Linked DNA regions of Homo sapiens: region 2 is linked to region 1. A link is a loop called in an ENCODE intact Hi-C map of the cell type or tissue named here. Cell type or tissue: CD4-positive, alpha-beta T cell. All regions are shown on one strand. Region 1 holds the start of TRQ-TTG3-1 (tRNA-Gln (anticodon TTG) 3-1). Region 2 holds the start of H2BC11 (H2B clustered histone 11).

What was found. A loop is a pair of places that touch in the nucleus more often than their neighbours do. Peaks named below come from ENCODE experiments on the same cell type or tissue, not always from the same donor. Only the 100,000 strongest peaks of a DNase experiment are listed, where the experiment ranks them.
Region 2: a loop joins it to region 1, with 2.8 times the contacts of the local background. A loop is called at or near these places in 6 of 110 quality-filtered maps.

Annotation. Positions count from the first base shown.
Region 1 is chr6:26,310,865-26,314,864 of GRCh38, forward strand. It overlaps TRQ-TTG3-1 (tRNA-Gln (anticodon TTG) 3-1), which reads right to left and starts at 403; the gene lies at 332-403. It overlaps TRQ-TTG3-2 (tRNA-Gln (anticodon TTG) 3-2), which reads right to left and starts at 954; the gene lies at 883-954. TRS-TGA3-1 (tRNA-Ser (anticodon TGA) 3-1) reads right to left here and starts at 1,813; the gene lies at 1,732-1,813. TRX-CAT1-3 (tRNA-iMet (anticodon CAT) 1-3) reads right to left here and starts at 2,331; the gene lies at 2,260-2,331. RefSeq lists a cis regulatory region at 195-414 and silencers at 401-450, 881-930, 1,632-1,871. In CD4-positive, alpha-beta T cell, no CTCF peak of the experiment used is centred here; DNase peaks (open chromatin) are centred at 967, 1,757, 2,327, 2,797 and 2 weaker places; H3K4me3 peaks cover 2,756 bases; H3K27ac peaks cover 262 bases.
Region 2 is chr6:27,128,862-27,132,861 of GRCh38, forward strand. H2BC11 (H2B clustered histone 11) reads right to left here and starts at 3,934. Exons shown (of 1, transcript NM_021058.4): 1 at 3,455-3,934. The coding sequence starts at 3,889. The coding sequence ends at 3,509. RefSeq lists enhancers at 3,154-3,213, 3,554-3,623, 3,634-3,703, 3,835-4,000. In CD4-positive, alpha-beta T cell, a CTCF peak has its summit at 1,565; DNase peaks (open chromatin) are centred at 2,740 and 3,140; H3K4me3 peaks cover 1,635 bases; H3K27ac peaks cover 1,531 bases.

The DNA.
Region 1 (4,000 bases):
TATAATTCTTATGTAAATCCTTGCATTTTGAGGGGCTTCCAAAGAAGAAAACATTCGCGGGAGGGACCTCTGACACATAAACCATTAAGCACCCTGAGCACTCAAATAACACCCTGGCTGCCTTTGGGAACTCAGGGAAGTGTGGATGCTAAGAGAAAAGACCAAGAATGTACAAGGACATGATACTACTCAGAAGCTAGAAATGACAGTCAGGAGTTACATGACACTTGCTAATCCGAAGAAGAAACCGTGAATGAGAAAGTAAATCCACAGATCGCTGTGTGTTGATGATTTAAGAGACGAACGAAGGATGGGTCACAAAAAGCAGGACAGGTCCCACCGAGATTTGAACTCGGATCGCTGGATTCAAAGTCCAGAGTGCTAACCATTACACCATGGGGCCGCCTTCCGCCACCAATTTCATGAATTTATAAAAATACTGATTACAGAGCATGTCTATTCGATGCAGTATTCTATTAATATTTATTAAATTAATACTATCTGCATCCCATGTAGCAGAAGCTCCAAGAGACTCACATGCACTACAAACCTATCTGGACCAAGTCCGTCTTAGAAACTGAAAAAACTTGAACCCGTTTGAGTATTGTTCAAAAAAGGAAAGAACTGAGGTCTGGTAGGTGAAAGACGTATCCTTAAACTTGCGTATGATAATTTAAATCCGAGGAACTCGCATCCAACAAGAGAGGAGGGGCAAGAGAGAACAGATGTGAAATTCCAGGTGAAAGATTAGAGGATGCTGTTCTGCAGGAAAGCATCGTGCTGCCGACTGGGATGGGATGTTAAGGTGCTTAAGTGATCAGGTGTACGCTCCTCTGGGTACAATGGTAATTTGAGAGAAAGAAAGAGCACTAAAAGTTTGGTAGGTCCCACCGAGATTTGAACTCGGATCGCTGGATTCAAAGTCCAGAGTGCTAACCATTACACCATGGGGCCAACAACACAGTAATCTCCTGACATATTTTTGATAACATGAATGTAGTACGTGGAATTGGTCTATTGAGAGTGCTGTTTACTTTGGCCTCTCAAAATAGGTGCATAGTCCCAGATTCCGAGAAAGTAACAAAACTGCTCCAGCAGGCAGAAAGCAAGAACAGAACTCACCTTTCCAAAAACTTGTTCTGATCTGCCCACGGAGATTATGAATAGGAGCGTTCCTTGATTAATCAGAACTTCGCATTTGCTGAAATTTTAGGTCACGATACTTTTTTCTACGTAAGGGTTTATAAAAGAAAATATCAACACTTAGACATCTCTTAAAACATCTTAGCAACAGTTTTGGAGATTCTCTATCTGGTGTTTCCTCTGCAATTCCGGCCTCTGAAAGTAGGATGACACGAGGGGAACCAGAAAGGATCTGTTTGAGATATTTATTCCATAAGTTAAAGGCAAGCACGGTTTTGGAAGTCAGACGTGAGCTGGATTTCAGATAGGGAGACAGCATTTCAAGAAGACTGAAAGGCAAAACAACTTGAGCGTTTTTCCATCATTTTTATAGCAGTGTCAGAAATTACTTGTGTTTTCAAGTGCTTTCCAATGTAACACTTCAAAAAATCTCTAAGTCTTGTTACACAAAAGAACTAAAATTATCTGGTTCCACTTTTATGGAGAAAGATAATAACAGGAAAATAAAAAGTACTACTCCATGTTATTCTGTGTGATTGCACAGGTAGTGCACCGGATTTCCTCTACCCGAGAGTAAAAAAAGCACGCCGTAGTCGGCAGGATTCGAACCTGCGCGGGGAGACCCCAATGGATTTCAAGTCCATCGCCTTAACCACTCGGCCACGACTACGTACCTCCTTCAACAACCTGGATATATTCCCATGAGGAATATATGTTTCTTTTCACAGACATCTTTAAATTTGTTTATTTTGACAAGGTAACAACTCTGGAATGTCTCTCATCCTGGTTAAAAAACAAAATCAAAATTTTAAAGATTTAGATATTGGCTAAAAGAGATATTGCAAATTGCAAGACTTGTCTGATGTAGGAAGTACGAAAGACTTTACGAGGGGGCCACACGCCAACCCCTAAATGGTCTCCAAACCTACGAAACTGGCTGAAAGCTCTCCACACCTAATTAGTAGGATTACAGATATTGAAGCCTACAAATGCGCATTTCCACCAGGATACCTTGTGGATTCTTACACGGGTCAGGTCCGCTGACGTTTAGCACGCCTACTTTAAAACCTCTTTTCTGTAGGGTCCTAGTCTTCAAGTAAAATATATGCGGCCATATAGCAGAGGATGGTTTCGATCCATCGACCTCTGGGTTATGGGCCCAGCACGCTTCCGCTGCGCCACTCTGCTGTCTCGACAGTCCGCTCCGCCACTCTGCTGTTTCAACATTACTCTTGTCAAGTATGTATTAGAGGCTACAATTTTCGGCATCTTCCTAATTTTAAATGATTTGTTGTCGTTTGCCAAATTATCCTGGAGAATGAGAAGTGCACACTGGCCATCCATATGGGGCTGCACGCCACTTCCAAACACCAGCGGTTTAGAATTCTTCCTCGATAAATTCGAATCAGCTGAGGTTGAAGTTCTCTAAAACGGAAGCATGTTTCGAGTTATGGGAAAACAAAGTGCAGGCTAATTGGCATAATTTATAAAGGTGAAATTATAAATGCTTGGGCAAATTTCAGCCATTCCTGGATACCGGAGGGAGTCGTTATTACTTCCAAACATTTTTTACTTGAGATTTTCATCGAAAATGTTCACAGGAAAAAAAAAATTACAGTTGCAGCGAGGAGGCAACAGAACCTAGAACTCCGCGCGGCAGGTGAGAATTCAACCACTTAACCACCGGTGCTAAACGTAGTTACATGGATTTGTTTTCTTTTACATCTATCATCATATCTCCCTTAAAAAAAGTGACAATGTATGTTCTCTGTCTATAATGTTTTAAAAATCCAGTCAAATATTATGTCTAAATATTCTGAGTAAACGTTTGAACATAGAAGTAAGTAAATACGTAAGAATATTTTTCAGAACGTTTGAACGTAGAAGTAAGCAGAAAGTCTGCTGATACGTGACCCTTGGAGACTTTCAAAGTGAAAAAGACACTCAAGCCTGTAATCCCAGCATTTTGGGAGGCCGAGGCGGGTGGATAGCTTGAAGTCAGGGGTTCGAGACCAGCCTGGCCAACAGGGTGACACCCTGTCTCTACTAAAAATACAAAAATTAGCCGGGCGTGGTGGCACGCGCCTGTAATCCCAGCTACTCGGGAGGCTGAGGCACAAGAATCACTTGAACCCGGGAGGAGAAGGTTGCAGTGAGCCGAGATGGCCCATCAAATGCACTCCAGCCTGGGTGACAAAGGTGGGAGGAGAGGGGAGGGAAGGGAAGGGAGAAAATTTGAGTTTCAGGAAGGAAATTAAGCTCATTCACTTGGCTGTTAACTGGAAGCCTCAGTTATGGCTTTTTTTTTTTTTTTTTTTGACGGAGTCTCGCTCTGTCGCCCAGACTGGAGTGCAGTGGCGCGATCTCTGTTTACTGCAACCTCTGCCTCCCGGGTTCAAGCAATTCTCCTGCCTTAGCCTCCTGAGTAGCTGGAATTACAGGCGCCCACCACCACGCCTGGCTAATTTTTTGTATTTTTAGTAGACACGGGGTTTCACCATGTTGGCCTGACCTCAGATGATCCACACGCCTCGGCCTCCCAAAGTGCTGGGATTACAGGCGTGAGCCACCGCGCCTGGCCATGGCCTTCTATTAAGAAGTTAATATGTGTTTCAAGAACTTCCTGGAATAAACAATAGGGTCCTAGAATAAATAAAATTTATTTGCAACTTTAGCTTCCTGGGCAAAGGTCTCTGGGAATGGTAAAGGTATGTTGATGAAAATAGTGGAATAGTAAAGTCATGTTAATATAGACAGTAAATTGGGCTGTGGCTCATACCTGTAATCCCAGCAGTTTGGGAGGCCGAGGCAGGAGGATCCCTTGAGGCCAGGAGGATCCTCTGAGGCCAGGAGTTCA
Region 2 (4,000 bases), 820 kb after region 1:
AAATTGAACAGTACTTCAAGAGGGTGCTAAATGACTACATGCCACTTTAACTGAGTCTTCCAAAAATTCAGACTTCTGCTTATAAGGAATGTGGTACACATTAGGACTACCGAGTCTCATGGTCACCCATGCATTACCTTACCCTTTCTGTATAATGTATAGAAATGGGTCCAAAAAATGTTGAGATATGAGGTATAAAGCGTTCAGTAAGTTCACAGATGGTCCTGCTAGCAATAGCATGTAAGAAAGTGAAGCATATCGAAATCTAGAGTGTTTATCTCAGTGAAGACAAATCTCTGCCTCATCCATGACAAAATACTTGCAAGAATACAAGAATACTTCCCCTGACATATGGGACACTTAGCAGCAGCAGTATCCAGAGGTCAGCCTTGGTGAGCTAAGTCTATACTACAGAACTCAAGTATCACCTCTATCATTGCCTACCACCCTGGTCACAGTTTACAAGTAAATCACTTGGGCAATAAGTGGGGTGATAGGAAAAGAGACTACATGACAGCCATATGGTTGATGTGTACCTGATTGTTGATAGCCTCCTCTGAAGAGTGGGAATTTAGGTTAGCATTCACGTGGGATATTATTCTCATACTCTGGGACCATTCTGGGAAATTCATCCGTATCACTGTTCCCCAAAGCTTCCAGTCAACACAACCTCCACTTTTGCCCACTTAAAAAAATCTGTCTATCCAAACCATTAGCCATGTACATTCAGTTTAGATCAGTGTCTTAGGTCACTCTCCTTCTAGAAAAAGTAAACAATGACATTCAATACTCCAAATTGTGCTGAGTGGCAGCAATTCTTTTCCCTATTGCCATTTATGGACATACTTGAGTTACGGTTTCTAATACTACTGTTACAACCGGCATCAGTAGTATTAGCCAACATATATTGAATGCTTACTATGTACAGGACATTGTTCTAAGTATACCAAAACTATTTGCTCAAGAGGCACTGTTACATCCCCCTTTTTAAAATGAAGGAAAAAGCCAGAGGAAAAAAAAGGGAAAAAAGCCAATTCTTCAGGAACTGGTTAGTAATGGGTTGAACTTGCAGCATTCAGTTTTTCTTCTTTTTTTTTTTTTTTTTTTGAGACGGAGTCCCCTCTGTTGCCCAGGCTGGAATGCACTGACACGATCTCGGCTCACTGCAACCTATGCCTCCTGGGGTCAAGTGATTCTCCTGCCTCAGCCTCCCGAATAGCTGGGATTACAGGGTCCCACCAGCACATCAGGCTAATTTTTGTATTTTTAGTAGGGACGGGGTTTCACCATCCCCCAGGGGCAGGGGCTGCTCTCGATCTCCTGACCTCAAGTGATCTACCAGCCTTGGCCTCCCAAAGTTCTGGGATTACAGGCGTGAGCCACCCCGCCCAGTCCCATTCAGTTTTTCAAGCAAAGTATTAACTCTTTGTCCTTATTAAGGGGACACCAGCAAGATGAAAATAACCCATAAGGTGATCATTTGTTTCATTACCCCTTAGGCAGTTTAGTCTTCTGAGTAACAGGAGAATTAGCTGGGTTCTTTTCAACTTAACTTTGTATAGTTTTCGAAAACCTAGCCTTTACAAATTTTCACCTGTGGCTGGACAATATACCCATGAGTCAGTCGCAATCCTCCTTTTCTTACAAACCCTGCTTTTTATTCTGATTTCTATATCCTGTAAGACAAAGAAGCAAGTTATTTAGCTTGGAAATTATCATCTGACTATTTGGATTAATAGAGAGGGTCAGAGGCCCATGTAACATAACAATAATGTCATAAAAGTAATTTAAGTTCTGTTTATTCACAGAATTGATAACAGTTCAGTTATCCTTAGTACGGGATGATTATGGTGAAGGAAAAGAACTTGAGTGTATATTTTCTACATAGAAATATATACAACAAACCAGATAGCAATTCAGAGAGATACATATTTTAGAAACTCTACAGACAGTTTTCAAAGGCTGGACAAGTGTCCGAGAAAAAGCTAAAAAAACAGAAGAAATTTCATAAAGCAGGCAATATTTAACTGGGCTTTGAAAAAAACAGGACTTGAGTCAACAAGGGAAACGTGTGTATTTGATAGTGGATTTAACAAAAATACTAATTGTTTTAGATGTTATTACTGTGCTAAATTTAGATCCATTTTAAATAAACTAGATAGTAACTCAAGTTTATATACAATTACTACCTTTGAAACCAAAACCTAGTCATAGTGGGAGCTTCCAAATGCTTTATAGACCTTGGATTTTTACCTAAGAGACACATGACTGAAGTTACAACCTAGAGCAACATCGTTTGTTGGGTGACTGGTTCTCATTTGTGACAACCTGAATAAGGGGGAACTTGTTTTTCCTCACTTCTTCTAGGCAAAGTCAAAAACAGTATTTAAAATACTAACGAAAGGAGTTTTAAAATTGAAATTGACTTGTTTCAGAAAAGAGTCTGGGATAAATGTCCTCAAGCTTTCTGCCTTCATTACGCCCCGAATTGTCCTGTTTAGGCTTCTAATGCCTTTGCTTATATAGATATACCATAAAGGGAAAATAGTATTCTAATCAGAAATAAAGCATTGATCTTTCTCAGGCTGAAAACTACAGCATTCAAATTCCGTTGTAGCCGGGCTTGATGGCTCATGCCTGTAATCCTAGCACTTTAAGGCTGAGGCTAGTGGATCACCTGAAGTCAGTTCGAGACCAGCCTAGCCAACATGGTGAAACCCCATCTCTACTAAAAATACAAAAATTATCCGGGCATGGTGGCGCATGCCTGTAATCCCAGCTACACGGAAGGGTGAAGCAGGAGAATCGCTGGAACCCGGGAGGCGGAGGCTGCAGTGAGCTGAGATCGCGCCACCGCACTCCAGTCTGGGCGACAGAGGAAGTCTCCTTCTCAAAAAAAAAAAAACTGATTATGTTGCCATAAAGGGTCCCTTTAAAAAAAAAAACGCTCTATCCAACGAAAACTAATTAGAAATAAATCTCCTTCCCGAAAGCGATAAAATACTAAAGAATGAGAAACTGACAGTTTACTGAGTTTGTAAGGAAGGCCAAATAAAGGCGGGGTTTGGATTCCTTTGGCGCACCCAAGCCGACCGTGGACTTCCTGGATACAACAACCAATCAGGATGCAGAGGAAGGGCGGGCGTTGCCCGGGCAAATTCAAACTGACAACCGCTGCAACTTGGCACTGTTCCAAATCACTAACCGACGGGGGACCGACGAGTATTTTAATTGGTTTCTAACGTATTTTAATTGGTTTCGAACTTATAATAGAAAATTTCCCATCTCCTTACTTAACTCTAAGATTAGAATGGCAGATCTAAAAAAAAAAAGTCACTAAGGATTAGTTAAATAACTGCTCTACTTCAGACCAAAAAACACAGTAGCAAGTTACAAGGGTTTGTCAGTGGCCAGCAGAGGAGGAATACAAGCACCAGCTCTTTCTTTGAGAACATGGGTGGCTCTTAAAAGAGCCGTTAGGGTTGAGAGTTTGCAACCAACTCACTGTTTACTTAGCGCTGGTGTACTTGGTGACGGCCTTAGTACCCTCGGACACGGCGTGCTTGGCCAACTCCCCAGGCAGCAGCAGGCGCACGGCCGTCTGGATCTCCCTGGAGGTGATGGTCGAGCGCTTGTTGTAATGCGCCAGGCGGGAAGCCTCACCTGCGATGCGCTCGAAAATGTCGTTCACAAACGAATTCATGATGCCCATGGCCTTGGACGAAATGCCGGTGTCAGGGTGGACCTGCTTCAGAACCTTGTACACATAGATGGAATAGCTCTCCTTGCGGCTGCGCTTGCGCTTCTTGCCGTCTTTCTTCTGCGCCTTAGTCACCGCCTTCTTGGAGCCCTTTTTCGGGGCGGGAGCAGACTTCGCTGGCTCTGGCATAGCACTGTGTAGCTATAAAGCGCCAACGAAAAGGAAAAACAGCGTGAGCAGGGTATGACAAGGCGCTTTTATATAGAATCGCTTATGCAAATAAGGTGAAGAGTTGAAGTC